2 separate regions of the Homo sapiens genome follow, and region 1 is linked to region 2. The links are chromatin loops, found by intact Hi-C in ENCODE. Cell type or tissue: natural killer cell. All regions are shown on one strand. Each heading gives the region's core, and the rest is flanking DNA. Links, peaks and the distances in the headings are about the cores only. Region 1 overlaps CD44-DT (CD44 divergent transcript). Region 2 overlaps CD44 (CD44 molecule (IN blood group)).

Evidence for each region. Hi-C counts contacts between places; a loop is a spot of excess contacts. Peaks named below come from ENCODE experiments on the same cell type or tissue, not always from the same donor. Only the 100,000 strongest peaks of a DNase experiment are listed, where the experiment ranks them.
Region 1: a loop joins it to region 2, with 1.9 times the contacts of the local background. A loop is called at or near these places in 9 of 110 quality-filtered maps.

The regions. Positions count from the first base shown.
Region 1 is chr11:35,119,070-35,134,585 of GRCh38, forward strand. CD44-DT (CD44 divergent transcript) reads right to left here. Exons shown (of 3, transcript NR_120528.1): 3 at 13,581-14,071. Among named protein-coding and RNA genes, the nearest start is that of CD44-DT, 11 kb to the right of the region's middle. RefSeq lists an enhancer at 7,445-7,734. In natural killer cell, for the core only: no CTCF peak of the experiment used is centred there; a DNase peak (open chromatin) is centred at 7,612; H3K27ac peaks cover 89 bases.
Region 2 is chr11:35,171,162-35,186,677 of GRCh38, forward strand. CD44 (CD44 molecule (IN blood group)) reads left to right here. Exons shown (of 18, transcript NM_000610.4): 2 at 5,414-5,579; 3 at 9,113-9,246. Among named protein-coding and RNA genes, the nearest start is that of SNORD164, 16 kb to the left of the region's middle. RefSeq lists an enhancer at 1,898-2,399. In natural killer cell, for the core only: no CTCF peak of the experiment used is centred there; DNase peaks (open chromatin) are centred at 5,869 and 6,390; H3K27ac peaks cover 1,551 bases.

The DNA of each region.
Region 1 (15,516 bases), core at 3,804-11,803, 52 kb before region 2:
CTTGCAACCACAAGGATGGCCACCATGAAGTCAAAGGAGAACTGAGAGAAGAACCAAGAAACAGACCAGGAACCCTGACCGAACTGCTCTGAAAAGCCCCTGCTTCTGGACTCCATTGTGTAAAATACATTTCCCCGTTGCCTAAGCCTGGTCAAGACATACTTTTGTTACTTGCAGCTAAAAGAATCCCAGCGGATATATTCATCTTTCCAGCTTTATCTCCAGCCATACAGGATAACTTGCTTCTCTTGAAATTTCCCCTCACAGTCCTACCTTGGTGCCTTCTCTCATTCTTGTCTTCACCTGGAATGCTCTCCCCAAACTATATTGTTAAGGTCTTATACACTCTTCAAAGTCCAGATTCAAAGGCACCAACTTATCCTCATTCAGAAGGACTCTCTGCCCTCCTGAGTCTCCAAGATGCTTTGTGTACACCTGATGGCACCAAAACATCCACTCTACAGCACGCTCATCTGCCTCCTTCACGGGATGGCATATTCCAGGGAGGCTGCTTCTCTTTATAATTTTGAATCCCCTAGTCTGGAACAAAGTGTGCTTAGGAGATATTTGTTGCATTAAGATGTGAAATTCAATACAAATGATAACCAAAAGTCAAATGATGGTAACAAAAGCAATCAGTGTTAAGTAAGGCAGAAAGGGATGGGATCTCTCTGGGCTGGAGCAGTGAGGGTGGGAACTGTGGCTCATGTCTTGTAATCCCAGCACTTCGAGAGGCTGAGGTCGAAGGATTGCTTGAGCCCAGGAGTTTGACAGCAGGCTAGGCAACACAGCAAGACCCTGCCTCTACAAAAAATTAAAAAATTAGCTAGGTATGGTAGCACGCAACTGTAGTCCCAGCTACTCGGGAGGCTGAAGTGGAAGAGTTGCTTGGGGCCAAAAGTGTGAGGCTGTACTCCACCCTGGGTAACAGAGTGAGACTCTATCAAAAAGAAAAAAAAAAAGAAGAAGAAGAAGGAGAAAGAAAAGAAGTAAAGAAGAAATAAGTGCTACTTATGTCTTGGGATGTGCCCCAACTAATAGGTAGAATTTGGATATGTTGGCTTGGGGGGAATTCCTCCATGGAGAGGACTAAGCTGATGCAGGGATCTGTTTCTCATTCCTCTACTCATTGTAGTATGTTTGAGGGTTTCTTTGTAATTGTTGGGAAATGTGGTCTCTGTAATAAAATTATGGTGGGTGGAAGAGGAGAAAAGTTGGTTTTGTCCAAGTGGAAATGAGTTCTTCATTTTTTCTATGATTATAAAATGAATAAACACAAGTGGCAGTTGGGGATGGGCTGGGAGCATTTCAAGATGGTTTTTATAAGCCCAACAAAGTATAGCTGTGAGACAGAGGGGATGTTGAACTCATCACCATGTTCCTCCAGGTATCCAGACATTCCCTCTGTTTCAGGGGCTTAAGTGTTCAGGCTGTTATAAAGAGGGTTGTCCATCCATATAAGGTACTATGGCAGACACATTATGTGTTCTTATTATCTCATCTTCTTCATGATCACACGAGAAGACTACAAGTGCTGCCATGTGACTGGGTCTTGCCAGTGGAATATAGGTGGTAATAATGTACAACTCCACTTCCAAGCCTAGCCCCTAAAATGGCCCATGCAATCTTTCATGGTCTCTCTCTCATTGTCTGGTTGAATCTACAAGTTCCAGTGGAAGACTCTGAGGAGGACTTAAGCAAGGCAAACCCACCAGATGAAGGAAGCCTGAATCCCAGAGTCTCACTGCTTGGAGGAAAACTGCTCTAGAGAGCTGCTTGACCAAGAACACCTGCATTGAACCTCGTGTGAGAAAGAAATAAAGTTCTACTACTACATTAACACCTAAAATGTTGAGTCTGTTTGTTAGCTAGCCTACCCTGATTAATATGGATGTCAAAGAGATGGCTTAGCAAAATCTGAGGGCATGGGTAAATGGCAGTCCTATCAAGATGATCAGCACATGACAGGTAGGAGGCTTTTACCTGATGGTCATGAGAAGGAGAGGTAATACAGACCCTCAGTACTGGAAAGATTCAGTGTTTTCTCCACTGGCAAGGGATGTTTTGCTTTAAACTTCCTAATGTTGGCTGCAAATGGCACCTGCTGGGCAGAGGCTGGGCAGTCTCTGGACACTGATTCCAGTGCTGTTCATGGGGTCCTGCCTGCTCCTATTATTTGACAGCCCTTCTTTTAAGCCCTGTGGACTTCCTCTTTGATAATGCTCCTCTGATTTTCCTCCTTCCTCTACCTTTAATTTTGAGAGATATTGCCAAACCACTATCCACAAAAGAAAGCACATTTAAAGTGCCATTATCTGTTTGTGGGGTGGATATGAATGCCTATTTCCCAACTTACTATCCAGGACTGCATGCATGTTATCAAACTTTTAAATTTTTATTTCATTACAAAGAAATTATTGTGGTAAAAACATTACACAAAATTTACCATCTTAAGCATTTTAAGCGTACAATTCTGTAGTGTTAGGTGTGTTCACATTGTTGTACAACCAATCTCCAGAAGTTTTTCATCTTGCAAAACTTCAACTCTATGTGCATTAAACAACAATGCCTCATCTCCTCCTCCCCCAGCCCCTGGCAACCACCATTCTACTTTCTGTTCCGATTAATTTGACTACTCTAGATACCTCATGTAAACAGAATCATGCAGTATTTGTCTTTTTGGATTGACTTATTTCCTTTAACATAATGTCCTCAAAATCCATCCATGTTGCAGCATGTGTCAGAATTTCCTTCCTTTTTAAGGCTAATATTCCATTATGAGTGTGTGTATATATTTTGTTTACAACACAAATTTTGTTTATCCATTCATCCATTGATGGGCACTTCCAACCTCTTGGCTGTTGTGAATAGTGCTGTTATGAACACAGGTATACAAATATCTTTTTGAGATTCTGTTTTTGATCCTTTGGGAGATAAATATACTCAGAAATTGAATTTTTAAATCATGTAGTGGTTCTATTTTTAATTTTTTGAGAACCTCCATACTGTTTTCCATAGTGACTATACCATTTCATATTCCCACCAGCAATGCACAGGGTTCCAATTTCCCCACATCCTCACCAACACTTATTACTTTCTGCTTTGTTTCGGGGTTTTCTTGACAGCAGACACCCTAATGGTTGTGAGATGGTATCTCGTTATGGTTTTAACCATTTTTTCATGTTCACCTAATATGCTTTAAATTTGAATTCACATTTTTTGTTATATATAGAGGTCAGAAGAACCCATCCTAGTGATGAGATGCTTCTGGTTTCCAGTCTTATAAGAACTACACCAACTTTGCAAACAACAACTAGTGTCTGGAGTGAGTTATCCCTTGGCAGTGGTAGAGAAACTCATGTTCTTCAGATGCAAGGTTTACACAGCACTTTGTACTTTATACACATTATCTCACTTGATCATCACAGCAGCCTTGCAAGGTGCAGAAGGCAGATGAGGAAATTGAGGTTCAGAGATGAGAAAAGAGAGAAAGAAGGAGACCAGCTCTTTAAAATCATAACCACAGAAGCAAATGCCTAGTGATGCACAACAGATATTGCTGTCTGCCTGTCCAACATCTGTTCTCCCCTTTTCCTTTCGTCAGGGCCCCAGTTTTGTTAGGGTATCCACCCAATGTATTCATAACTCCCATAATGGTAGTTCTATCTACTTGCTTAGAGATTGGTTTACCAGTGGTCAGTACAGTGTGAAAGGGATTTTAGGAAAGATTTCTTCATTTAAAAAAACTTTAAAAAGAGGTGGAATGGTCTCCCTTCTTCTGGAAGATGTGGTTCCCGGATGGGATGCTAGGAATTGCAGCATCTATCTTAGGACCACAAGGGGAACCAGTCTTAGGATGAAGCCAGGGGCATATATGACAGAACAGAGTAATAGAAAGCACCTGGGTCCAATATCACAGAGTTGTCAATAATAACACACTATTTTTTTTCTTACTTCTTGTGGTGTGAAATAATACATTTCTTTCCTGATTGAGCCAATTTGAATTGAGATTTTTTTAGGGGTTTTTGGCAGCTGAAATAATCCTATTAAATGGTGGATGAAATTATAAAGTGACAAGAAAGTGGTGTGAAAACATGATTCAAGCACGTAAATGTCACATCCCTGCATCCCCATGTTGGGTAGTAGGTCAACACTGTTCCAGAGGTGTTATGAGGAAAGCCAGGAGAGAGAGAGAGAGTGTGTCTAACCATGGCTGTTAGAAACCGTCAAAGGTCCAAATGGTGAGAATGAACCTGTTGTCATCATATCTAGCAGGTCAGCATGAGATCAAATATTGGGTCCCAAAAGAAACCTGTTGTACACTGGCCTGATATTCTCATGTTGAGGAACTTCAGCTGCAAACCTCTCTAACCATCCTTTGCTCCCTTCTCCCCACAAAAGGAGGAGGAAATTCTCTTTGTTGATGGTGAGTTTGGAGATAAAGTGGACATTTTCCACCTGGCACCTCCCTTTCCCTCTCAGATATGTCATCTGCAGTGAGGGTCCATTCCGGGCTGCTATCCACTCTGTGGCAAGTGAGGAAAGCTAGAAATTTTATGAGGTGTGCTGCAACTTCATTTCAGGGGACAGGATTAGAGAATCCCTTGTGGCTACATATTTAAGCTGTATTCTTTTCTTCAGCTTTTTCTGGTCATGAAGCTCAGATTCCAATCTCTGTCTATCTGATTCCTATATAATTCCTTCCATAACTCTTCCTGAGTTCAGAACCAAATATTTTTCTTATTTGGTTCTGAACTCAGGAAGGGATGTGGAAGGCATTATTCTTTGGACCCCTAGACTCTAACTCAAACCATGAAATCAAAATTGGTAAGTTTTAATAAAACTAAAAATAGAGGTATGCATAATGGTGTGAGGATAAAGCCTCACATCCCATCTATTAGTAGTCTGTTGCTCCGATGTAACTATATTTTCTGCAGGATGTGAGGGATATTTTCATATTCCTGGTGAGAGCTGGGATGTGGTTTCCAAAATTTAAAAAAACTGGGATTCTACAGAGGCCTTTAAAAAGGGATGATATAAGATCCTTAAAAGGGATGATATAAGAACTGAGCTCAGAATAGAGTTTCTGAGCTAGGATGGACGGGATGAGTGAGTGGCGTAAGTGACTCTAAAATAATTTGACCTGTTGGATTATTGCAAATCAGACTGCATTTGGCTCTAGGAAACATTCTGGGTTTCAGCCACTGGTGTTGAGCCAGCTGAAGGTAAAATAATAGAAATATAGTGTTAGTAGTAGTCACAGCAGCAGTAGTATTAGTACCAACTAAAGTATGCTGGATATGTGTTATTTTATTTTATTATTTTATGAAGTCCTCACTATGACCCTGTGAATTAAGTATTATATTAGCCTTGTTTTACATTTGAGAAAATTGAGGCTTAGAAAGATTAAATAGTTGGTCTAAGGTCACACAGCTAGAAGTGCCAAACCTGGGTTTTAACCTGGCCACTGCGACTCCACTCTAGATACTAACTCCATATTGCAATCAAACTGTTTATAACCATTCCCATTTCTGATCAGTTTTCTGAAGGAATAATGCCACAGAAGCAAAAAGCTATATGTGTAAAATTTTCCATTATGTTTTATATCTCTGTAATCCAAGGAAGTGACTTGAATGCACACCAGCATGGAACTATATTAATAAATTATGCTACATCAAATCAATAGAATGCTAGACGTAATTTTAAAATAATAATTCCAGAATTTACATTAAAAAATGAGCATTATATTCTACTATAAAGACACATGCACATGTATATTTATTGCAGCACTATTTACAATAGCAAAGACATGGAACCAACCCAAATGCCCATTAATGATAGACTGGATAAAGAAAATGGGGTACATATTCACCATGGAATACTATGAAGCCATAAAAAGGAATGAGATCATGTCCTTCGCAGGGACATGGATGAAGCTGAAAGCCATCATCCTCAGCAAACTAATGCAAGAAGAGAAAACCAAACACAACATGTTCTCACTCATAAGTGGGAGCTGAAAAATGAGAACACCTAGACACAGGGAGGGGAACAACACGCATCGAGGCCTATTGGGGGCTGGGGGGTGAGGGGAGGAGGAGCATCAGGACAAATATCTAAGGCATGTGGGGCTTAAAATTATATGACAGGTTGATAGGTGCAGCAAACCACCATGGCACATGTGTACCTACATAACTAACTTGCACTTTCTCTACATGTATCCCAGAACTTAAAGTAAAATTTAAAAATAAAGTTTTGAATTTGTCCAGTAAATAATAAATAAGTATAAAGCTGAAAAAAAAATGAGCACTATAGAATGTAAGGCTAAGGAAACAAAGCTGAGGAGAAAATGGCATGTATACCCAGATGGCAACAGTATAAAAAAAGCAGGCCCACTTGTGATCCAACACTGAAAGGAAATATGCACAAATAAAAATAACAACATTTAATAATAAGTGGGGTCTAGGTGAATATTTTTCTTTTTGCTAAAGCTGTTTCCAACATTGCAGAGGCCCTATTTTGTCAAGAAAAGAAGAACATATCCATAGGGGGTACTGCAGGCAGAATCACGTGTATGTGTGTACACTGGCTAGTTCATTGGTAGGGAGCAGGGTCAATGGGCACACTTGCAGAGAGCTTTGTCCCTGCTGAAATGTGGCTCAGCCTCATCGAAACCGCAGATATTAGCCTGACCTTCAAGAAGGCTGCAGCCAGGTTAGATTCTTCTCTCCTGAGTCTCTTTAAATTTTCAGCAGACACTGAAGTCATAAGTGCCGTTTCCTATAACCATCCCACAGAAAAGGAAAACTCTGTCTCTGTCTCCAGACAGCTTGTGTCCTGAGGTATTCAGGAGCCTGCCCAAGATGCTGGTGACACCACTGAGACGTGAGAGAGAAGCACATGGGGCAGGACAGGGCAGAGGGAAAGACAATACAGCAAAAACTTTTCTAGAGGAAATAAGATGTAAATGAGTAAAGAGCAGGAAGAGAGAAACAAATGCTAAGGCGCTGGATGGTAAGTGACTTTCTCAGAGGGTTAAGACGGAAAAAGGTAGTATGATTGATTAGTCCGTTTCCTCCATCTACAGAGGCCCTCATTGCAATTCAATGAACAGGGCTTTGGTGTGAGACCAGGTTCCATCTGCTTCCTGGCTGTGTGAGTGTGGGCAAATGGCTTAACCTCTCTGATCCTCAGATTCTTTAAGTGGCAATAGCCATTCCTCCAGCGCAGCAGTAAGTGAGATGTTCTTAGAAAGCCCTTCTCCCAGTGCCTCTCTGATGACATAAGTGGCATTTCAATTATTCTCTACTTCTCTCCCCTTGGAGATGGGGCTTCCTGAAACCATCCACGGTATAGGCATAGACCTAGGCTCTGCCCCAGACAGCAAAGCATTTCCTGTGCCCTCCAAGTCCATCCCATGGGACAGCTCCCTGCCATTCTCCCTTCCTCTCCAACTGGGGACCAGAGAAGCCTGCCACTGCTTACCAGAGGGAAGGGAGAGGTGACCTGAGGGCTGCCCCCTGAGCATCTGCTCTGCTCTGCAAGTGAGTTTCCAGATTGCGTGTGATGAGAACAGAAACAAAAACTGCAATTACTTTTGCACCAACCTAATATAAAAGGTCTGAATCAGGCCACTAGGAGCTGACACTCTGTGGGTGGGGGAAGAAAAAGGGACAAACCCAGTCTGAGGAGGTGGCAGGCAGCAGCAAGACCAAGGTGGGGAAGAAAGAGTGAAATTAAACCAAAAAACTCCCCAAAACAGTCATATATTTGACTGGTGGGAGGGGAACTAGGGCAAGAGATAGGAATGAAGGGAAAATAAGGAGAGGATGCAAAATGAGAAAGTGAGGAGGACAGAGAAAAAGAGAAGGGGAGAAAAAGTGGGAGAAAAACAGAAATTAAAAGAAGACAAAAAGGATGGGGAGGTTGAGAAAGGTTAAAAATATCTGGGAAATTGGTAGAATCGTCATCATTCTTCTGCATCCTGGAGAAAGCAGGAGGCACCTGTTGAATGCAATGATTTGGGGAGCAGGCACTGTTCACTGGATGAGGGGCGGCTTCTCCATTGGGCGAAGCAACGGAAATGTTGTTGTTGGTTGGTTTGTCTGTGGAGACATGACTCCCCCATGCTGGATGTCCCCTGACCCACAACACTAGGTGAGAATGGAGGAAGTTTTCCATCCATGAACAAGGGCAAGCAATGACTTGGAGAGTACCAGCAACCACCATTGGTATAGCTCCATCTGGACTGGGACAGAGGACATTGGTTACTTCTGAGAAAGTCAGACTTAGGCATAACTGGGGCTAAAGCCAGCTGGGTGTTTCTGGGTTTTCCCTTGTTTTTTTTTCTGAGTGCTCAGAGTTCTCATGCCCTCACCCACATCTACGACCCTGGGTCAAACATCCTGGGGAGGAAAGATCATCTAAACTCATTGACCCAAAGGCAAAGGGACTGATCAGACTTTAAATGCTCAGATGGTAGACTTTGGGGCATCAGCTGGCTGGCAGACGAGGGGCCAGAAGGACCTTCTCTGAAGGACACCATAGGGTGCCTTGCCTCCTGCTTTCTCGTCTTTGTCAGTGTCATTCAGAGTCCCCTGTTGGGACCACTCACTATGCTTGTGCTGTGGGCTGGGTGTAAGATTGGGCCAGATCCCCAGCCCCCATTTCCCACAGGACTAGTGTGAGCATGAGAGGCTTCCTTTTCACTTCTAATGCAGATGTATCGAGTCCACCTAGCATGTGTTGAAAACTGTCCTCAGGACAAGGGTGTTTCCATAGAGGTGATCTCAGAGCCACTCAACATGTGTGTGTGTGTGTGTGTGTGTGTGTGTGTGATGTTTACTGAATCTTAATGTTTTTAAAATAATATTGCTCAATTCAAAAGTAATATACATATTTTTATAATACATGTACAAAGCCACTAGTAGAAAGAGTTTAAAATTACCAATAATGTAATAATAGTATTGTGGTTAAATAAGGGTTTAAAAGCCCTTATCTTTTAGAGATACATACTGAATATTTACAGATAAGTGTATATGATGTTTGGAATTTGTTTCAAAATAATCCAGCAGTTGGGGAGGAGGTAGGAGGTACAGACAGATAACAAGGGCTATGAGTGGATAATTGTAGAAGCTGGGTAATGGCTGTGTGGAAATTCATTATAATTTTCTCTTTACCTGTATGTATTTATGATTGAAATTTTCCATAATTAAAGGTTGTTTTTGGCCGGACGCGGTTGCTCATGCCTGTAATCCCAGCACTTCGGGAAGCCGAGGCTGGCAGATCTCCTGAGGTTGGGAGTTTGAGACCAGCCTGACCAAAATGGAGAAACCCTGTCTCTACTAAAAATACAAAAAATTAGCCAGGCGTGGTGGTGCATGTCTGTAATCTCAGCTACTCAGGAGGCTGAGGCAGGAAAATCGCTTGAACCCAGGAGGTGGAGGTTGCGGTGAGCCAAGATCACGCCATTGCACTCCAGCCTGGGCAACAAGAGCGAAACTCCAACTCAAAAAGAAAAGAAAAAGAGGTGTTTTTTTTTCTTTTTTTTTCTAAAAGAAAAAAAATTTTATCTTCCTTTTGTGCCATATGTATCTTTCCATTAAACTTTCACTTATTTCAGAACAAAATCACCAATGGTCCCACCTCACGTCAGTCCCTTTCCTATTCATAGATAAACATAGAGATGTTGAAAACAAGACCTTATTGATTTGGTCAGTTTTAATGTTTTGCACAGTCTATTTCAGAGTACAGTGAACAGGAGCTCTTCGAAGATGGAGGCATGCGCAGTGAGTGAGGCTCACCCAGGTGTCTCCGTTTTTATCATTGTTTGTGGTGTGACAGGTGCAGTGGACCTAGGAAATAAGTGAAGAAATGAGTACAGACCAAGACATCAACATGCACAACCCCCCATTAGAAGAAGAAACAGGGGAAAAGACTCAGAGGAGGAGCAAGGGATGGAGAGAGAAGTGTAGCAAAGACAACAGCTTCCTGAACTCCACGTTCTTCTCTTTCCTCTGGACTCACAACTGGACCACATAACCTTTCCAGCTTTCCTTGCAGTTAGGTGAGGCAACGCGACTGGGTTCTGGCCAATGGAATGTGGATGGAAGTGAGGGTCCCACTATCAGGTCTAGCCCATAAAAACCTCACAAACAATTCTCCTCCATACTCTTTTTCCTTCCACCAACTGAATGGAAGTGACCTCAGTGAACTCGGAAGTCATGTATTGAAAATTGCAGAGTTTGGCCGGGCACGGTGGCTCACGCCTGTATTGCAGCACTTTGGGAGGCCGAGGCGGGCGGATCACGAGGTCAGGAGATCGAGACCATCCTGGCTAACACGGTGAAACCCCGTCTGTACTAAAAATACAAAAAATTAGCCCGGCGTAGTGTCAGGTGCCTGTAGTCCCAGCTACTCAGGAGGCTGAGGCAGGAGAATGGCATGAACCTGGGAGGCGGAGCTTGCAGTGAGCCGAGATTGTACCACTGCACTCCAGCCTGGGCGACAGAGCCAGACTCAGACTCCGTCTCAAAAAAAAAAAGAAAAAAAAGAAAAAAAAAAGAAAATTGGAGAGTCTCTATCAGCCTGAATTGTTTATCCCTCTTCACCATCCTATCTAACCAGAAACCCTTACAAGTATTAGGTAACCACAGGATAAATGTGTATGTGTTTAAGCCGTTTTACCTCGTAGCTGAAATTGGACCCAAAACACAGAAAGATAAATTAATCTGAAAGGCAGAATGAAAGATAGGCTATAGCTGTATCTATAAAGACAAGGGAAAATATAATTTTAAGGAAGGGTGAGTCAATAATAACAATGACTGTTTTTTAGACCCTGCCATATTCTAAACTCTTCGATAAGTTGAATAGATGCATGATTACATTATATACTTTAATTTTCATGATAATTATATCAAGCATTAAATGGGGATCTTAAGCTCAAAGAGGTTGAGTACAGTGCCCAAAATTCCACAGCAAATAAACAATGCTCTTCAACAGCATATCATCTTACATCCAAAATAATAAGACTAAAGAGTCAGTTAAAGTGACTTGCAGAATAGTGGATGGGATTGAGCCAGGGAAAGTGGGGCGTTTATTGGGCATCAGATGGTGAGGATTGAGTAACAGGACGCTGCTCATCCATCAAGATCTGGCCCGAGTACCCTTCCTCTCTATAGAGACTTTTTGAGCTACACATGTTGGTATCACCACTCTGAATTTCTTTTTTTCTCTTTTTTTTTTTGAGTCAGAGTCTTGCACTGTTGCCCAGGCTGGAGTGCAGTGGTGCTATCTCTGCTCACTGCAAGCTCCGCCTCCTGGGTTTACACCATTCTCCTACCTCAGCCTCCTGAGTAGCTGGGACTACAGGCACCCACCACCATGCCCAGCTAATTTTTTTTGTATTTTTAGTAGAGACGGGGTTTCACCGTGTTAGCCAGGATGGTCTCCATCTCCTGACCTCATGATCTGCCTGCCTCAACCTGCCAAAGTGCTGAGATTACAGGCATAAGCCACCACACCTGGCCTCTGAATTTCTTTATTATTTACTACTCCTTACCCAGTGCATTACAAGCTTCCTTAGAGTATTACTGGACTTGTTCTAAGGTCGATTTATATGCTAGATTTTTACTGCTTACTCACATTGGGTTCTTATCTACCTTTAGGCAAATGGAAGGATTACCCTTCCCCAGTCATCTTGCACTTAGGTGGGATCATGTGACTAACTCTAGCTAATGGGCTGGGAAAAGAAGTGACATCTATTATTTCTGAGACAAAGCATTTAATCACTGGCATGAGGCCTTCTACTATTCTTTTTCCCTGCTGCAGCAATTGTGTTACGAGACAGAGGTAGCACAAGATCAGTGAGCAACTGCATGGAAGACAGTTGTTTTAGAGAGTTTCCTGAACCCACAGCCAACTTAGCATGGCAAGAAGTCACCTGGGTGATTGTGTGAAACCAATGAGACTTTGCTTATGTTGTTACTGCAGCACAACTCAGAGTACTTTGACAAATACAATTTAATCTTCCATCATGATCAGAGATGTCAAATATTAATCATCAGTGTTACCACTGCCTCATGCTACAGACATGATGTATATTATTAATCCATCAATGGACTTTTATCCATTGAACTGTAAAGCCTCAGAATCTTTCTCATCACAGTGAACTAAGCAGTCATTATTAATTGATTAGAGGTGAAAATTAGGGGAAACCCACTAAAGTCATTCCATTCCACTCGGCATAAAATCCAAACTTCTTACTGGGGCCTGCAAGGGTGCACAAGAGCTGGCTTTACCTTCCTCTTCAATCTCATTTCCTACTACTTGCTTTCTCATTCACTCTGCTCCATCCACATTAACCTTTTTGGTTCCTCAAACACACTAAAAATACTCCAATCTCAAAGCCTTTACATTTGCTTTGCACTTTTTTTTTCATGTAAATTTGCCTGAAATGTTACCTCTTCACCCAGACCTTCCTAGTCTACCTTATTAAAATTGCCTGCACCCTCCACCCACTTCCTCGATGATAATAAAATGCCAGTCTGTCTTTTTGTGCTGTTGTATTTTTGGAATTTAGAGTAGTGCCTGGAATATAGAGGTGCATACAAAATAGTTCTTAAACTAATGAAGGCAACTGATCTGCCAACTCTGATCTAGATCATAGTCTCTGAAGAGAGAGGGCAGGTCCTCCTCATCTGTGGCTTGTCCTCTGTGGCGAATCCATGTAGTGCATACAGAAGGTGTCCATTAAATTCCCATTGGATGATTAAAAGACTTTTATTTTCCATTGCTTCATCATGGAGTCACATCTGTGTCTTTTGCCTTCTTTCACCTTCATAAGCTCTCTCAAGACGTCTCTTCCTTTCTCTCTCCCTAGCCCACCCTCCCCACATCCTCTCCCATTAAAGTTCAGTTCAACAAGTCTCTTTCTCACCCACGCCATGCCTTCTACAGCAGCATTCTTCTGTGGCTGGGAAACAGTAGCCAGCAATAAAATGCGTTTTGGCCTGGCCTCACATCCATGTTCTGTACCTATTCCTTTTCTACAGGATTTGATGCTAAGCCCAGTCAGGACTTGGCAGGAGCCTTATGCCTGTACGTTAGAGCCCAGAATTTCTACCCTTTGGGTGTTTTAAAGAGAAGCAGCTGTTACCATCTGCCAGATGAAAGGTTTTGCCCTTTGAAAATAGACTGTGAGGCATGTTCAGGCAGACAGGGGCTCTCTGGAGAAGATCTGGGAGGATGGGACTCGGAAGACCTGCCACTCATTTGGATTGACATACAACTGTAGGCAAAGTATCAGAGATGTCTAGTTTCTATCACAACGAAGGAGAGAGAACTGTATTCTTTGGGTAGAATGGGATGATGTGGGGAGGGATTATAGGTGAGGCCAACTGGTGAAAAGAGCACAGACCTCAGAATCAGAAGACCTAAGATTTAGAGTCAAAGTCCTGAATTCAAGACCCAGTGGTAGGGGCATCCGCCATCCACTTGAGCCACTGTTTACTCTTTTGTAAAATGGTGTGATGCTCTCCTATATTCATCAAGTCTTTTTGGTTGCAACGGAAACCAGCTTATGCTAATGTAAACAGAATAAAAGGAATTTATTGGAAGGATCTGACTGCATTCTTGCCATTGGCTTCTGTGAGGCACAAGTGTGTCAAGAATGGACTAGAACAAGAAACCCGAAAAGTGTTAGAACTCTAGAAGTATTTCCTGCGTTTCTGTGAGCTTCTGGTTTATTCTTATTTCCCCTGCTTCTCTGTCCTCATGGAGGTGTATTGCTGCCCCACAGCTTCCAAGTTTGTGTCTTAAACCTTCAGCCATGCTCTAATCCCAAATGTCAGGAACAAAGACTCTGACTGATCAGGATTGCTTTAGGTGTCTACTACGGGGTCGAATCAGTCCTGGGCATGGGAAGTAGGGGTCACATAGTACAACTGTGGCTGCCAGAAGCTGCTCTTCACAATCTGGATGAAATATTCAGAGAAGGAACTATAACTTGTGGGTTGGGCCACAAATCCAAAAAGGGTCTTGTGAGTATTATCGTCACTGAATAAACTCTCAGGTGCTGCAAAGAGAAAATGGTGTTATTTCTAGTCAGAATATACAACCATCTCACAATGATACTCTAAGGAATCAAGGCATAGTCCTATGCAAATCTAAAATTGTCCATTGAATAGCCACGGTCCGAGTCTACACATTTAAAGTTGTCTTATTCTAGGATTCTAATTTGTCAGAGGGCTGTGAGAGTCAACATTCTCCATTCTCTACCTTAGCAATACTCTTTTCACCTCCTCCACTCCAACAAAAGCTTCCAAAGGAAATCTTCCTTCTTAAAAGAAACTGATTTCCATGATTCAGAATAAAATTTAGTAAAGACTGATGAATTAGGACTCCATTAATTTAGCATTTTTGCTACATCAAGAATCAAAAAGGGATTAAACTTTTCTATCCCCATATCTCTTAAAGCCAGGAAAGATTTGCTAAGTGAAATAAAAATGTGACTTTGGACAAGTTTTGTAACCTCTCTAAGACTTTGTTTCCTTATCTGTAAAATAGAAATTAACTTTTCATAGGATTGTTGTGACAATTAAATGACATTAGGCTTGACATGTAGAAAGTACTGGCTATTAGCTATGATGTTGAAGATAATGTTGGTTGTAGTGATGGTAGTAATAACTCTAGTGGTGATGGTGGATAATGGTAGTGGTGGTGGTGATGATCGTGGTGATGATAGTGGCAGTGGTGATGGTGGAGGTGGTAGTGGTGATGATGGCAATAGTGGCAGTGAAGGAGTGGTGATGATTAATTATGACAGAACCAAGAATGTATAAATTGTTCTCAGCACATAGTAGTCACATAGTAAATGAGTGCAGAGAACAAGCAATTTTTAGATAATTACAAGGCTCTTAGTTACCATTTACATACCAACCATGGATATGTCCAAAACAAATCATGCTTAAATGTTCATCAAAACAGATTCCTAAAGCCTTCCAATAGATGTTTAACCACTTTGTATGAAGTGGAGAGAAGAGGAATAAATATGAATTTTAGTTACTACATGAACATAAAATAAATATAATTAAAAATAAATATAATTACATTCCCTTAAGTAATAGTGCATAAAATATAGACTGTTTTGCTTGTGTTCCTTCCAGTTAGCTTGCTACATAAAGCCACATACCATTAATTCAAATTTCATCGTCAAAAATTCACATTTCTAAGTTTGTTATCATCCAAGTCTAGGAATTGTCCTATCTGCATACTATTTTAACCTCCAAAGGTCTGCGTAAAACCCATTTTGTGGCTAACATGGATCTATCTAAAAAATCCAGTTGCATCTCTCCCCTTGGGACTTCCAGGGTGCAGCAGCCACACCAATTTCTTTATTTACCATAATTTGAAAGCCTTATTAATCCTAAAGGCTCAGCTCTATAATCACATTTGGTTAGCTTGAGACTAATCCTTAGAGGTTATTTATTTTTCATGAAGATTGCTTCCCAGCTACTGGTT
Region 2 (15,516 bases), core at 3,293-11,292:
CGTTAGTATCAAGGAAACCTGATGAAATGTCTTCATAAATTATCAGGGTTTGAATGACACACAGCCTTGAAAATGTTGGCTCCTTTTAAGTCAAGAGGGACCTAGAGTAGAAGGATTGTGAACATTCACAGGATAGTTGACCAGAAATGAAGTATTTGACACCATTCTTGCAACTCCTAAGTAGCTAAATAGCGTCAGGGTTAGGAGTTGGACTTTCTCATGAGATCAAGATAAATGTAAGCTGTGGAATTTTTACTTTGCATAGGATTTCTTCATCCAATCAGCAGCCCTTTGCAGATACCTACAATGTGTCAGAACCTGCTTAAGCCTTCACATCTAGGAAGGCTAAAGGTTGAGTTTGTCTGTTTCATCCTGTCTTGGCTGATCACATGCACATACAACCACACACTCACTTGCATACAAACATATAAGTATGAGGAGAATTCAAAATGTTCATGGAAAAATGAGATTAAAAGATAAAAGTTTAAAGATGTAAACTTTACTTCTCAACATAAGCACCATCACATTCAAGATACTGTTATAAGCTATGATAGCGGCCATTTAGTCCATCCCTAAAGAACTGAGGGTCCTGGGAATTTAATCACATCAATGCAATCTTTCTTACATTGTTAACTAAAGAAAAATGGGTGCCCTTTGAAGATTTTTAAAGATTAAGTAACAAAAAAAAAAAAGTCAGAAGGAGTCAAATTTGGACTATAAGGTGGATGCCTAATGGCTTCTCCATAGAAATTCTCAAAAAAATTGCCTTTGTTTGATGAGAATAATGAGCAGGAGCATTGTCATGTCATGATGGAGGAAGACTCTCTGGTGAAGCTTTTCGATACATTTTTTCTTCAAAAGCTTGGGCTACCTTTCTGAAAACACTCTCATAATTAGCAGATGTTATCGTTCTTTGACCTTCCAGAAAGTTAACAAACAAAATGCCTTGAGCATCTCAGACAACGGCTGCCATGACCTTGGCTCTACACTGGTCCACCTGCTTTGACTTGTCCACTTTTGCTTTGACTGGACCACTTCCACCTCTTGGTAGCTATTCCTTTGATTGTGCTTTGTCTTCAGGATCACACACATAAGGCCATGTTTCATCTCCTGTTATAATTCTCAAAGAAATGCTTCAGGATCTTGATCCCACTTGTTTAAAATTTCCATTGAAAGCTCAGCTCTTGGTTGCAGCTGATCTGGGCACAATGGTTTTGGCAACCACTGAGTGGAAAGTTTGCTCAACTTTAATTTTTCAGTCAGATTTGTGTAAGCTGAACCAGTTGAGATGTCTATGATGCTGGCCATTGTTTCTGCTGTTAATCATTGGTCCTCTTCATTTAAGTCACAAATAAGATTAATTTTTTTCTCCCAAATTGATGTGGATGGCATATCGCTGCAGGCTTCATCTTCAACATCATCTTGTCCCTTCTTCAAACAAGTTATCTGTTTGTAAGCTGCTGATTTCTTTGGGACATTGTCCTGATGAACTTTTCATAAAGCATCAATGATTTTTTCATTCTTCCACCTAAGCTTCACCAAAAATTTTGGTGTGTGTTCTTGCTTCAATTTTAGCAGAATTCATGTTGCTCTGAGAGAGGATCTTTTCAAACATGTCTTATCCTTGTTAGTGCCTCAAACTAGATCCTGTTCAGATATATCAAGTTAGTGAGAGTTTATTTTGGTGCAAAAAAAAAAATTTGAAATCTATGTATAGTTTTTTCATAGCACGTATTTTTCATGGAACTTTTGGAAGACCCGTCATATAGACACACTCACACAATGGATGCATGTATTGTCAGTGAAGTTATGTTGGCTTCTGAAACTCAAGGGATTTTGCTGAAACTCATGAAACTCAAGGGATTTTACTGAAAAGTCTCAGCCTCAATTGGTTCCTCTTACATTTGCATATTCTGTCTGCCAGGTGGCAAGGTAGAATTGACTGTAATAAGAAAGAAACTACCATTGAGCTCCAATTATTGTCCATGCCTCAGAGTTGATTTTTAACCTGAGAGTGACAGCAGCCACCTGGGCCAGGGGCAGACAGGTAGTTTGCCTCACCTGGAATCAGAGGCTCCCCTATCAGCCTTATCTTCAAGAAGCTGATAGGAATGCTTTGTTTTTCTTTTGTGTGCTGGACAAGGAGAGGCCCCGGAAGGTCTGTCATGTAGATTGACAGTTTCCTTTTGTAAGACTGGCCAACTGAGGCCAAAGTTGAAAATGTCAGTAAAAACAAATAGTATTGCAAAAGGGCCTTATGCATTTCCTTCTCTATCCTCTCATTGCCCCATCAGCCGAGTGCTGCATGAGTGGCTTAAGAGAACACCATTAGGCTTGAAAAAGAGTGAACTGCAAAAACACATTTTCTCCATTTCACCTAGTTGTTATTTTCCCCCCATGTGCTAATGATGCAAACAAAAGAAAATAAAAATAATAGACATTGGCTTATGTCTTTTCAAGTTCCATTTCTTGTTTCTTCTTTTACTATTTTCAGAATCAAGGAAGATAATACAGAATTTTAACAGTTTTCTTACCTCATTTTGCATTTGTTAGACATTGTTTCCTCGTGGTTGAGACCTGCTTCCTGCTCAGGAAAGAGAAAGCAGTGGTTGCCCATACAATTCAATAATAATGACTCTTTGTCATTATTTAACAGTTGTTTAGGTGTGCCTCTCTCCTTTCTTCAGTTGCACTAATGATAGAAAAGGATCCTTGGGCACATAGTAAAGTGGTTCAAATCATGGGTTTGGGTGGTAAACAGGTCTGAGATAGATTTCCTGCTCTGCCACTTAAGAGCTGGGTGACGTTGGGGAGTCATTTAATTTTTCTGAGCTTCACCCATAAATAATACATACATACATAAAACTCACCTTTCAGGTTTCTGAAGATGATGCAACACAGAATCTCAAAGGTACTGGGTACCCAGGGACACTGCAGTAATAGGTCCCCTCTCCTATTGCTGTCAGCTCAGAAATACAGAACAGAGCAACTGGGATTCAGAAAGGAGACTATAGGCTCTAGATAGAGGTACTCACTCACTTCCTTGGGCAACTCACTTCCCTGAGCCTCAACTTTCTTGTTGGTAAATAAGTGGAATCTTCCTACCCACCACTAGAACTGTGCAAGGAAGAGATGGAGCTGGTTAATGCCAGTTCTGTCTGATTCCAGACCTGGTTCTTAACTAACAACAAGGAGTGGTGCCTGGCCAGGCACTTGGGGCATTGTCCCAAGAGGATGTCAACATGTCTTCTTAGAGAAGGACAGTCATTGAGGCCTGAGGAAGTGTTCAGGAGGAATAAGCTTCACCAGGATAGTTTCAATGACTTAACCCTTTGCATGCAGTTTCCTCAAGTGTAAACCGGGGGTCATATAGTCCCAGGAGTTTTCAATTACAGCCTTTGAAGTCTTTTGAGATTGTTACACAGGATCAAGTAGAAGAGGATGATTTCTAGCTCTCTATTGGAATTTCAGATTAATGTCTACAAAACTCACTAAAGTCCTTGTATTGAATAATTCTTTACCCAACTGATAGCAGTTAGGCTTCATTTTCAATGCCATTAACTCTGAGAGCAAACGACAGGCTTTTGGTCTGCCAATATATTAAAAGTGTGTTTCTGAGGAAATTTCAATGAGTCATTCGTTTATATAACAAATACTTGTTGAGCATCTACTTTCTATTGGGTACTGTTATAGGGATTAGAGATAACAGCTGCAAGCAAGTAAAAGGCCCTTGCTTTCTCAGAGCTTTCATTCCAGGAAGGAGAGAAAGAGAGTAACCACACACATCAATAGATGACCAGGCTGTTGTGAAGACACAAAAGCCAAATGAGTTGAGGGAGAGACTGGGGGTTAGACAAGGGTGTTTAGGGAAGCACTCTAAAGTGAGGTGACGTGGAGTTAAAATTCTGAATGATAAAAAAAATGAACCACCTATGTGACCATTTGAGGATGGAACATTCCAGACAGAGAGGAAGGCAGATACAAATATTCTAGGATGGGAAGGAGCTCAGAATGTCTGAGAGAATTGAAGACAAGCTTTGTGCTTAGAGCAGAGCAAGCTACTTTGAGGTTAGAGAGGGAGCCAGGAGCCAGATTATGTTGGTTTTAGCCATAATAAGAACATTTATACTGGGTATGAACATAAACTCTTGGAGGTTGTAAGCCAGGGAGAGATCACTTGATTGTGAAAAAATGCTCATAACATAAGATTAAGTGGAAAAATGACTCTTAAATCTAGAACTGTATATTCAGTACCATTTCAATTATGCAAGCATATGTGTGAGTATGTATATTTGTGTGTATGTGTGTATGTGTATATAGATACATACTTTATGTATATATGCATAAAGTACGTGTGTGCATGTGTGCACGTGTGAATGTGTGTATTCAGTAAACAAACTGGAAGAAGATATAGAAAAGTGTTTGCTGTAGTTTTTGTAGTGGTGGACTTATTTTCCTTCATTGCTTTCCTGTGTTTTGTAAGTTTTCTGTAAGTTTGTATGACATCAATAATCAAAATTAAATCATTTGCTTTTTAAAAACTTTGTTGCAGAGCAATCAATGGAGAGAATGTAAGAGTGATATTATTTTACCATGTCTTTTCTCAGATTTGAGCTTAATATCATGGTGCTTTGGAATGCTGGAGTGAATTTTGAAGGCTCTGGCTAGCAGAGAAGTTTATTTGGCTTTTTGTTTGTTTGTTCTTTTTTTTTTTTTTTTTTTGAGATAGAGTCTCGCTCTGTCACCCAGGCTGGAGTGTAGTGGCATGATCTCGGCTCACTGTAACCTCTGCCTCCTGGTTCAAGTGATTCTTCTGCCTCAGCCTCCCAAGTAGCTGGGACTACAGGCATGTGCCACCACACCTGACTAATTTTTGTATTTTTTTTTTTTTTTTTTTTTGAAACGGAGTCTTGCTCTGTCGCCCAGGCTGGAGTGCAGTGGCGCGATCTCAGCTCACTGTAAGCTCCGCCTCCCAGGTTCATGCCATTCTCCTGCCTCAGCCTCCGGAGCAGCTGGGACTACAGGCGCCCGCCACCACGCCCAGCTAATTTTTTATATTTTTAGTAGAGACGGGGTTTCACCGTGTTAGCCAGGATGGTCTCGATCTCCTGACCTTGTGATCCGCCCGCCTCGGCCTCCCAAAGTGCTGGGATTACAGGCTTGAGCCACCGCGCCCGGCCTAATTTTTGTATTTTTAGTAGAGACGGGGTTTCGCCATGTTAACCAGGCTGGTCTTGAGCTCCTGACCTCAGGTGATCCACCCACCTCGGCCTCCCAAAGTGCTGGGATTGTAGGCATGAGCCACCGCGCCCGGCCTTATTTGACTTTTTAAGGAGTCTGTCCTAAACTGAACTTATTACTGTCTCCAAATTATTTATGCAAAAGAATCTAACATTTCTATTTCTTCCCATAGATTTGAATATAACCTGCCGCTTTGCAGGTGTATTCCACGTGGAGAAAAATGGTCGCTACAGCATCTCTCGGACGGAGGCCGCTGACCTCTGCAAGGCTTTCAATAGCACCTTGCCCACAATGGCCCAGATGGAGAAAGCTCTGAGCATCGGATTTGAGACCTGCAGGTAAGAGACCAGCACCCGACCACTGGGGAAAGCTGGCGGCCTGGGACCAGGCAGCTGGGCTTAGAACTGGAAGGCTCCTTTCCCACAGCTGAATGGATTATTGCCTAAGGAGTCAACCCCACGTATTAATTTGGCCAAGTCAATCTGCAACCTGTATGACAACTGGAGTTTAAAGTCAGCTAAAGACACCTTTGTGAATCATAGAGCGGGAACCCAGAGGAAGCCATTAGGGGTCCTCTCGGCTGGAATCCTCTTGTCTAACCTGCTTCCACAGAGCTCTCCTGGCTTTGAAGAAGCTGCAGTATCATTGTCAGAACCACAAGAAAACATAAACCAAATAACAGTGTTTGAAATAAATATGTGGCTGTTAGAGTCTTGGCCCTGCAGACTTGGATCAAAGCAGACTTTTCAAACTACTCTCTCTTACTCTCTCTTAAAAAAAATTTTTTTTGGTTTCTCTTCTATGTTTCTCTGGTTTGAAAAAGTAAATAAAAAGGCATGAAAGTTATTAAGCTATATTATATTAAGATATATTATTTTTGGGAGCCCTGAGAGGGCTCCTACCAGTTATTCTAGAGCTGCATAGAGCCTTCCTCAAACTATGGCTCCAAGCAAGATAATCACAACAAGCAAGGACTTTATTTTTTGAATTTCCAATGGCCTTGCGGTAAGCGGTGCACAAGAAGAGCAAGCCACGGTGGCAATCACAGTGAATTGTTGTGGTTCGATTTGTTTTCACTAGAAGAGGACTGAGTAACCTCTGCAACTGCTCTGAAGTTTCTACCCCAGCCTGTAGCTGTGCTTTTGCAGTGTCTTTAGGTAATATGATTCCCCTTTCTCTGCAACACACACTCACATGCACACAGACTGCTTTTGAAAAGTCAAGCTGCAGAACTCTACGGAAACCATGAAGTGTAAGTTAAGTGCTTCTATCCTCCAACACTGGGTACAGTCATGCACCCACATTATGAGTGATGGCTGAGACTCTTGCTGAAAGGGAAAAGGAAAGTCTTTTGCCTAAAATTGCCCTGTCTGATATGGTAGCCACTAACCACATGTGGTGACTTACACTTAAACTAATTAAAATACTAAAATTAAAACTTTAGTTCTTCACTAGCACTAACTACATTTTAAGTGCTCGGTTAGTCACCGATGGCCAGTGGCTACTGTACTGGATGACCCAGGTTAGAGAACATTTCCATCATTGCAGAAAGTTCTATTGAGGAGCACTGCTCTAAAATAAAGAGCAGATGTACATAGACATCTGTATGTGTTCAGAGCTAGGTCTGGGGGAATATGAAAGGAGCAGAGAGAGGGAGAAAGCTCTGGTGGCTACTGAACTTGCACTGTAGGATGCAATGAAAAAAGGCCATTTAGCAAATCCATTATTCTATTCCCAAGGCTAATTGTTTAATTATGGCCCTGACTAGGCCACTGGCCTAAGAAAGTGAATTTAGTAAGCTGAACTTTGATTGTGAAATACAAACAAGGCATACTTGCAAAATATAGATATGCTGCCATGTGCTGAGGACCAGGGGAGTTCTTACAACTGCCACTGGCCAATCATCAAGCACTTAGATGCTGGGAGCCCTACTGCCCACCTGGCCAAACCCCTCACTTAATCCTCAAACTGCAGTATTGGTCAATATTATCACCTCATTTTATGGATGAAGCAGCCGAGGCTTAGCGAATTTGCACACACAGCCTGCCTATGGAGGAGTTAGGATTCTGGTTCTGCTTAGCCTCAGCCCAGGACAGGATTTTAATGACCAAGTCCTCCTCAGGGGCTTAAAAGGGGAGGAAAGTATGCTTCCTGGATTTGCTGAATATTCTTTCCTCCTTGTGAACAGTAACTTACTCATGCCACATACACACATATAAACTTTAATATCCCCAATTTACAGTTAGCATGACCCATAAAACCGGTAGGCAACATGAGGTGGCAAAAACTCAGTAATAGCTTACAAAGAGAATGCAATAGATTCTAGAATGTTGGTGTTATCCATACTTGATGACATGATGTGATGGGGGTGAGTTGGTGGGTAGGTTCACCAAGAAGTATTATTTAGAAAAACTGTGCCAAAGAAATCTATCATTTCACCCATAACTGGTATTAAGTATTGCAAAACTCATTTCCATAATTTCTCTCAGGTAGCTATGAATCAGCTTTCTGCCACAGGACAGATGGCAGAGTCTCATGGGTTAGGATAAAACCTTAGCAGCTACTCTCTTTTGTCTGCCCCACCCTGATTGGTAGCAACTCTTAGATATATGAAAACTTATTACCATTTAATTGTGCCCACACCCCCTGCCAAGCTAAGGAGGCTTTGGGGAAACCAGTTTGTCTGTTCAGATGAGAAATTAGTCATGCGAGCTACAATTGCCACATAGGTAGGAGTTCTGTGTGCTTGGAAACTTCAGACTCACAGACATTTCCATGGGTCGTGCAGGGTGATGCACTCCATGCTGTTGCCCCTGGCAGGAAAGATGAAAAGCATCAATGTGCATTTTAGCCAGAATTGCATTTTGAAAAACCTGCTGGATTTAGCTTCCTCCTCTCTGCCCTCCTGCTGCACCACAGCTTCCCTTGCACATGGCATTTTCTCAGCCCACATCTCATTTTTTGAGGCATTTTATATTCAAAAAAAATTGTGTTTTTAGCACAATTAAAAAATAAGCAAGTTTTTAGCCACCAGGATGCTGCTAGAAGAGGCTGGGCTGTGTATGTTGTATCTGTATGTCGTATCCAGCTGTAACACACTCCCAGAGATACCTTGGTGGGGAGAGAGGGGCTATGCATTTCTCTGGCTGTGCTACTTCTGGAAAGTTCCTGAGCTACATGAGCCGTTGCTATCTGCTTACTTAATTGCTATGACTCCCATTGTAATGATGGTTAATTTATTCCCACTGGCAATAGAATTATGCCTGCAATGCTCAGGAGGCAGTGTGCTGTGCTGTGTACTTGGCATATAAACAAGGCTTCATGTTTAGGGCAATGGAGTATGGAGTAAGGGGACTCACAGGAAAAGTTGTGGCTGAGAAAGAAGTGGGGGAATGGGACATGAGGCAGGTCTGGAATGTGTGCACTGAAATAAAGAAGCACCCCTTCCTATCTATGGAAGCTGGCCATTTTGTGTATTTTCTGGAAAACATGAAGGTATTCCAGAGCCAGCATGAATCTTACATCAAAACTTCTCTCTTCTGTGACTCAGGCTTCCTTCTGTTTGTTCAAATAGACTCAACACTGCTGAACACAAATTTTAACTGAAACTAATTATTCCTTTCATGATTTTTTTTTAAAGCTCTTTATAGGTCTCTAAATAAAATCACTTTGTTTCTATCAGTCTTGTTGATCTCTTTCCCTCTCTATGCTGTTATTTTTGGATTTCAAATAACTCGGTTGTTGAAACCTCCGATATCCCTAGGGGTGAACTGAATGAAGTGTTGCACGGCATTAAATGTCATTGAATGGGATATTATGAAATTCCCATCTTAGCCATTTAGGTCAATATCCTGTTGTTTTTCTCTTACAGGTATGGGTTCATAGAAGGGCACGTGGTGATTCCCCGGATCCACCCCAACTCCATCTGTGCAGCAAACAACACAGGGGTGTACATCCTCACATCCAACACCTCCCAGTATGACACATATTGCTTCAATGCTTCAGGTTGGTTCTCAGGGGGGTGTCTGTTGGCGTGAAAGGCTGTGGGAGCCTGGTCTTTGGAGCTCAGCTTAAGTGGGGATTCATGTAGCCTCCATTTACATAACAAATGCTCACTGAATATCTGTACAGCAGAGCCAACATTCCTGTCTCCATGGAGCTTACATGCTAAATTGGGGAGGCAAACAATAAACAAATAAATATTAAATACCATTCAGGACTGTCCAATCTTTTGGCTTCCCTAGGTCACATTGGGAGAAGAATTGTCTTGGGCCCCACATAAATTACACTAAAACTAAGAGTAGCTGATAAGCTAAAACACAAACAAAAATCACACAAAAAAAATCTCATAATGTTTTAAGAAAGTTTACGGGTTTGTGTTGGACCACATTCAAAGTCATCCTGGACCACACAAGGCCTGTGAGCCGCAGGTTGGACAAGCTTGCCCTATATGAAGTCTGAAAGTGATAAAAGTGCTATAAAAAAGAAAGCAAAATACGAGGCTAATGAGTGCTAGGGATGCTTTTATTTTCTGAGAAGGTGGTCAGGGAAAGTGCCTCCTGGACTGTTCTGAGAATATCAGTGCTCAGAAGGGAGAATGCCAAGGAATAAAGTCAGAGAGCTAAGCAAGGGCCAGCTAACGGGGTGATTCATTCTCAGTGTGATGGGAAGTCATTACAGGTTTTGAATAAGGGAGTGACATGAATCTAATGATAGCTTTGGGGTGTAAGTCAAATGTCTTAGCTGAGAGGTATTTATTATATGAGAGGGCTGGAAAAAAGCCTTGGAGAGTATATGGTATGCCTTTGACCTTCTTAAATATCCCTTACCCAACAGTTGAAAGAACCAGAGAAGAAGAAACCTAAGTTAAGATGTAGATGCTAGGACACAGGCCAGCCTTTCTCTATGTCTTTGTGACTTTCTCCCAACCATTAACCTAGAAAATCAGGCTTATGAGCCTTATTCAAGTCCTAGCAAAATTAAAGAATTCTATGCATCATGAATTTTCAGAATTTTTTGAGAAGGATCAAAATATAAATGTCAAATATCTCGATGCCAACTATCAAAAGTCTTACCTCTTAAACTGGGCCTTCTGTTCCCATGGAAGGTTTGAAGTTGGGTGAAGGGAAAGATGAAGCCTTGAGGTAAACTTGGTACATCTTGCTGGAGTGTCAGTTTTCCCTAAAGATGTGAAGGGGATGTTAAATTAGCTGGAAAGGGACTTAAGACATTATCAGCCTGAGACAAACACAGATATATACATATACATATATATATATTTATATATATATTTATTTATATATATTTATAAATATTTATTTATATTTATATATTTATATTCATTTATATAAATTTATATTTATATATTTATATTTATTTATATAAATTTATATATAAATTATATTTATATATTTAAATATATATTATAAATATATAAAAATTATATTTATATATAAATTTATATATATATATTATATATAATTCTATATATAATATAATATATAATATATATTATATATTATATTATATATAAATTATATATAATATATATAAATTTTATATATATAAATATTATATATTATATATAAATTTATATTTATATATATGTATATATGTATATATAAATATATACACATTTATATATATAAAATCAAGATATCACAGATATATATACCATATACATCAAATATAAATATACATATACCATATATATGGTAGTAAAATATAAAAAGCTGCATGGATTTTTAAACTATAAAAAGGACATCAACTTAATTATGAGATCTTTCTTCTACTCACTACTAAAAAAAACCCAAAAATTAAAATTAATTGTGAGATTACATCAGTGGCTTTAGTCTACACCACCTACCCTTTGTTGTGTGAACAGTAGGGATCAGAGTGGAAATTCAGAGAAGAAATCTAGAGTTTAGGACAAAGTATCAGGGCTGGCTAGTTGAAATGGAGTGCGTGAAGCCAGTAGATTTTGACAAAAATTTACAGGTCACTGAATCTATCGAGAGACATACGAAACAGGAACAGAAAACTGTAGAATGTTTACTCCTCCCTGTTATATGAGTGAAGAACACAAATGGAGTTTGACTAAAGGGAAGGGAGTCCAATTAACACTAAGTAGTACACGACTCATACATACTCAGTTCCCATACCCATGTCTAGCATGTCGTTCTAATGATATTATAATGAGAAAACCACATATAAAAAAGTAAGAAATAGACATAGAGCAACATGTGGTCTAGCTAGCTCCATCTCAGTGCAACAGGTCAGAGGGAGACATTGGGAAAAGCTTGTGCTTTAGATGAAGAGGTTGACTCATTGGGAAAGGGCTGGCATGAGGCTATACACTCCTGAGTCTCTGGGCACTGCTTATTGCATCTCCCATTGAGTCTTGCTGAGTGAATGTATGCAATAAATTATGTAGTTGCATACCCACATTGTCTTACCTGTTTTGCAAGTTGGTTTCACTTGCTAAAAGGAACCTCAACTCAGATAGAAGCTCACACTGTTTTATTGCCTGGCATCGAAGCCATCTAGGCAGGCTGCGACTGAGACTTGTTTCTATCCTTAATTTTGTTCATGAGGTTGGGCCCATACCTGGAGTTGGGAGCAAGAGCATTGATTAATTTTCTTCTCTTTGGAGGGTTAGTTCAGTTGAAAAGCTTGAGAAGTACAGGGGGTATGTTCCTTACTAAAATGGATGAATTAAATAATAAAGCTAGAAGTAATATTTTTCCTTTTGTCTATTTTCCAAATTGACTCGATATTGATGGCTACTTTTGTAAGTTTTTATTTAAGTTTAAAGGGAATATTTATTGATCACCTCTATGTGCTCAGTACTGCACTAGGCAGAGATGGAGTAAGAAAGAACTGGAGGCTACATTTCTTGTCTTAAAGGAGTTAACAATCTTGTTGAAGCAATGAGACAAAAAAAAAAAAAGAAAGAAACTGGAGAAGAGGATAAATGTGTTTAAGGATAAATAAATTCTGAATGTCTTGGATTAGAGTCAGATGATAGGGGTATTAAGTGAGCTAAAGATTTTGATAAACTGCCCTATGCAAAGATTTCATTGCAAGGATCCCTGAATCTAATTTAGCCTGAAAGCTGCTAGCAGGTGGTCATGTCCCAGTGCTGTGATCCCCCCCATAAAACGGCTACAGGGATAAAAGTCAGCTTGATCTTAGTAGATAGCTTCCATAAGCTTAAGTTTTAGCAGTATTTTTAGAAAACATGGCCTGTGGCTAACAAATGAAAATAAGGCAGAACTTGAAAAGGCCTTTGTGATTTTTTTTCCCTCATTTTCAGTGGTTGAGGCCCAACGTGAGCCTGGTGACTTCTGTGTGAACACAGAACTGACTTGAATTGATTCATTTATTAAGCTTGCTTTCAGTCAAGTGCCTCATTTTCTTTTGAGGGTAGAATTAAAGGGAAGATTCTACATGTACTTGTTTATCCATTTCCTCCTTTATTCAACAACTATTTGAGAATATTTATGAGATACCTAAAATGTATCAAGCATTGAAGAGGGTGCCTTTCTATCTGGCAACCAGAGATTAGTGGTTAGACTGAATAATTAATGTTTCTCTTGGTTATTTTGGTGTGTTGAAGCCAAGGTTTATGAGAAAGCCCACCTCAGAGAATTTCTAACAAGTCCTCAGATTCAGGAACACCTCACCAGGTCTAGCTTTCCAAGCAGTACAGAGCTCATTAAATGGAAAGAAAGGCTATCTAATAAGGCCCTGGAATCCGACATGAGAGCATGAGTCTGTTAATTGCACATTTGGGTCAATCCACTAAGCATATTTGCCAGATTTGATGTTCTTTATAAAAGTTAAGGTGAATTGGAGCATGAAGGGGGTCCATGTGAACAAATGCTCTAATAATTTACAAAACTGTCTTAGGGTTTGTGACATCATGCTCCATTCTATTACAACTTGCTGCCTGGAAATTCCCAGTGTACTGTTACTTGCAGTTATATTTGAAGTTAGGGGAGATTGTTTCATCCCTGGCATCAAGAAGCCATAATCCAAAGCCTGGTTCCAGGTATGCACAACATACAAATATCAGAAGCATCTCATAGGTTGCGTCAGTTTCTGCTGATATTTCCAAGAGAAACAAGATAGATACTCCCCTAAATCTCCCAGGTTGGCTATATGCCCTTATTTTCAAGTGTAATAATTTTGGAAAATATTTTTGAAAACTGTAAAAAGCTAAATTAATATTAATTATTACAGTCCCCCATGACCTTGTGAGTTTATCAGAAGCAGGGACAGAAACATGCTCATCTTCTTTTCTCCTTTTATATGGTCTGGCATATAAGTGTTGAGTAGATGCTTAAAAATAATAAATGAAGAGTTATATCTGTAACTTCCTTTAATTATTTCTTATGGCATTACCATTTAAGGATAATCTAAATGCGTGACCTGTACATATTTGGAGATGCATTTAGGGGGCTAACATCTTAGGTGTGTTTACTGGAAGAATAGACCCTTGGGAAATTATATCGGTACTTTTTTCTTTTTTCATCCATTCAACACATTTTTATTGCATGTTTCTCTGTCCCCATCACACATAAATGTTCTGGCCAAGACAGATAAAGTTATTACTCATCTGTGGAGCTTATACATTTCTAGGGAGGGAGGCAGGTAGCAGAAGGCAGAGATTGAGAGAAGTGCCATGAACAGCCATCAAGTAAGATGAACAAGATAAGTTTATATGGTGGTAAACATGAAGAAGAAATGAGAGCAAGATGCTATGTGATGGTGACAGGTGTGGGGGAGTGATGAAGCAGTTTAGATTGGATGGTAAGGAATGGCCTCGCCAAGGAGGTGATACTTCTCTTTAAAGAAATCTGAGAAATCTTTTAGGACAGGCTTTGCAAGAATGGTGTTTCCTAAAACTTTCTGTTTTTTTCCAATTGAATGTATAAAACTGCCAGTTAGTTCCACTAACTGCCCAAAGAAATGGGCAGGTTAAGGTTATCCTTTTTATCTGTGGGAAAAGATGCTCCCAGGTACTAGGAAGCAAACAAAACCTGTTTTGTTCAACTTGTGTTTCTATCCACTTTTATAAGTACACAAAAATTATAGCAGGACACTTAAAATACTTGTGATAACAGCCTTTCTTGTGATAGCAGTCTGTCTGTCTGCCTGCCTGTCTTCCTCCCTCCCTCTCTCCATCCATCTATCCATCCATCTCCATCCATCCATCTCCTTCTTCCTCTTTGCCAGGAGCAATTCTGGGAGAAACTAACCTAACAAATAAATTTCCATTTTAATTTAAGTATGCACACACACACAGAATAAAAGCTGTAATGCACAAATGGACTTAACCTTTCTATAAAGGCAAAACCAGTTTAAAGCTCTCTGAGGTTTTAGAGCTCAATACAAGGTATAGTCACAGAATAAAGCACTTTGGCATGAATAGAAGGTTGCTTCAGCTACACTGCAGTCTGCTTTTAAGACACAAGGAATGGAATGCAGGGTGGAAGTTTCAGGGCCTGTTATCAGACCGCTTGAGACAGTGCTGCTCAGAGGGCTACCAGTAACATCTGTGGATGATCAGTCAGGCCCAAGATTCAGGCAGAAATCTTTATTCCTAAAGCAAGGGATGAAAGAGTAGAGGATAAAACGAGAACAAGAGAAAAAAAAAACCAGAAATGCCCATGATGAGATATGCCAAAACAGTAACCTTGAAAAATATTCTGGGCACCTAGGCCAAAGGTGGTCAACCTCAGAAGCAACATGCTGAGAAGCAGTCTATACAGAGTAAGCACCTAAAAGATCAGCTAAATTAATAAATACATTATTACATTAATGAAAGACTAGAGATTCATTTGGTTTTTAATATTTCAACTGAGTAAATTCTTTGTTGTGATTATGTTATTTTAACCTTCAGATTGTCATGCTGTTCATGTTGATAAACATTTGATTGTGTGTCTGCCATGTTTTCTCATCATTTCTGTGGACTTCCCAGATTATAAATGATTTTCTCATGATAGTTCATACTTTACTTTTAAATTTTTTTACAATGTTCCTGCATTACTTTTGTAATCACAAATTTTAAAAATCCTCCCTAATGTGTTTGCATTAGAGAAGGAGCCGTGTCTATCTTATTTAAAATTGTACCCCCAGGCTTCCACAGTGCCTGATATAGAATGTATATTTATTAATGAATGAATTCACTGTGGTGGGAAAATTTCCGGAAACTTCATAAGTTCCAGAAATTTATGAAATCAGGTAAAAACGGAAAATCCATCAGGAAAG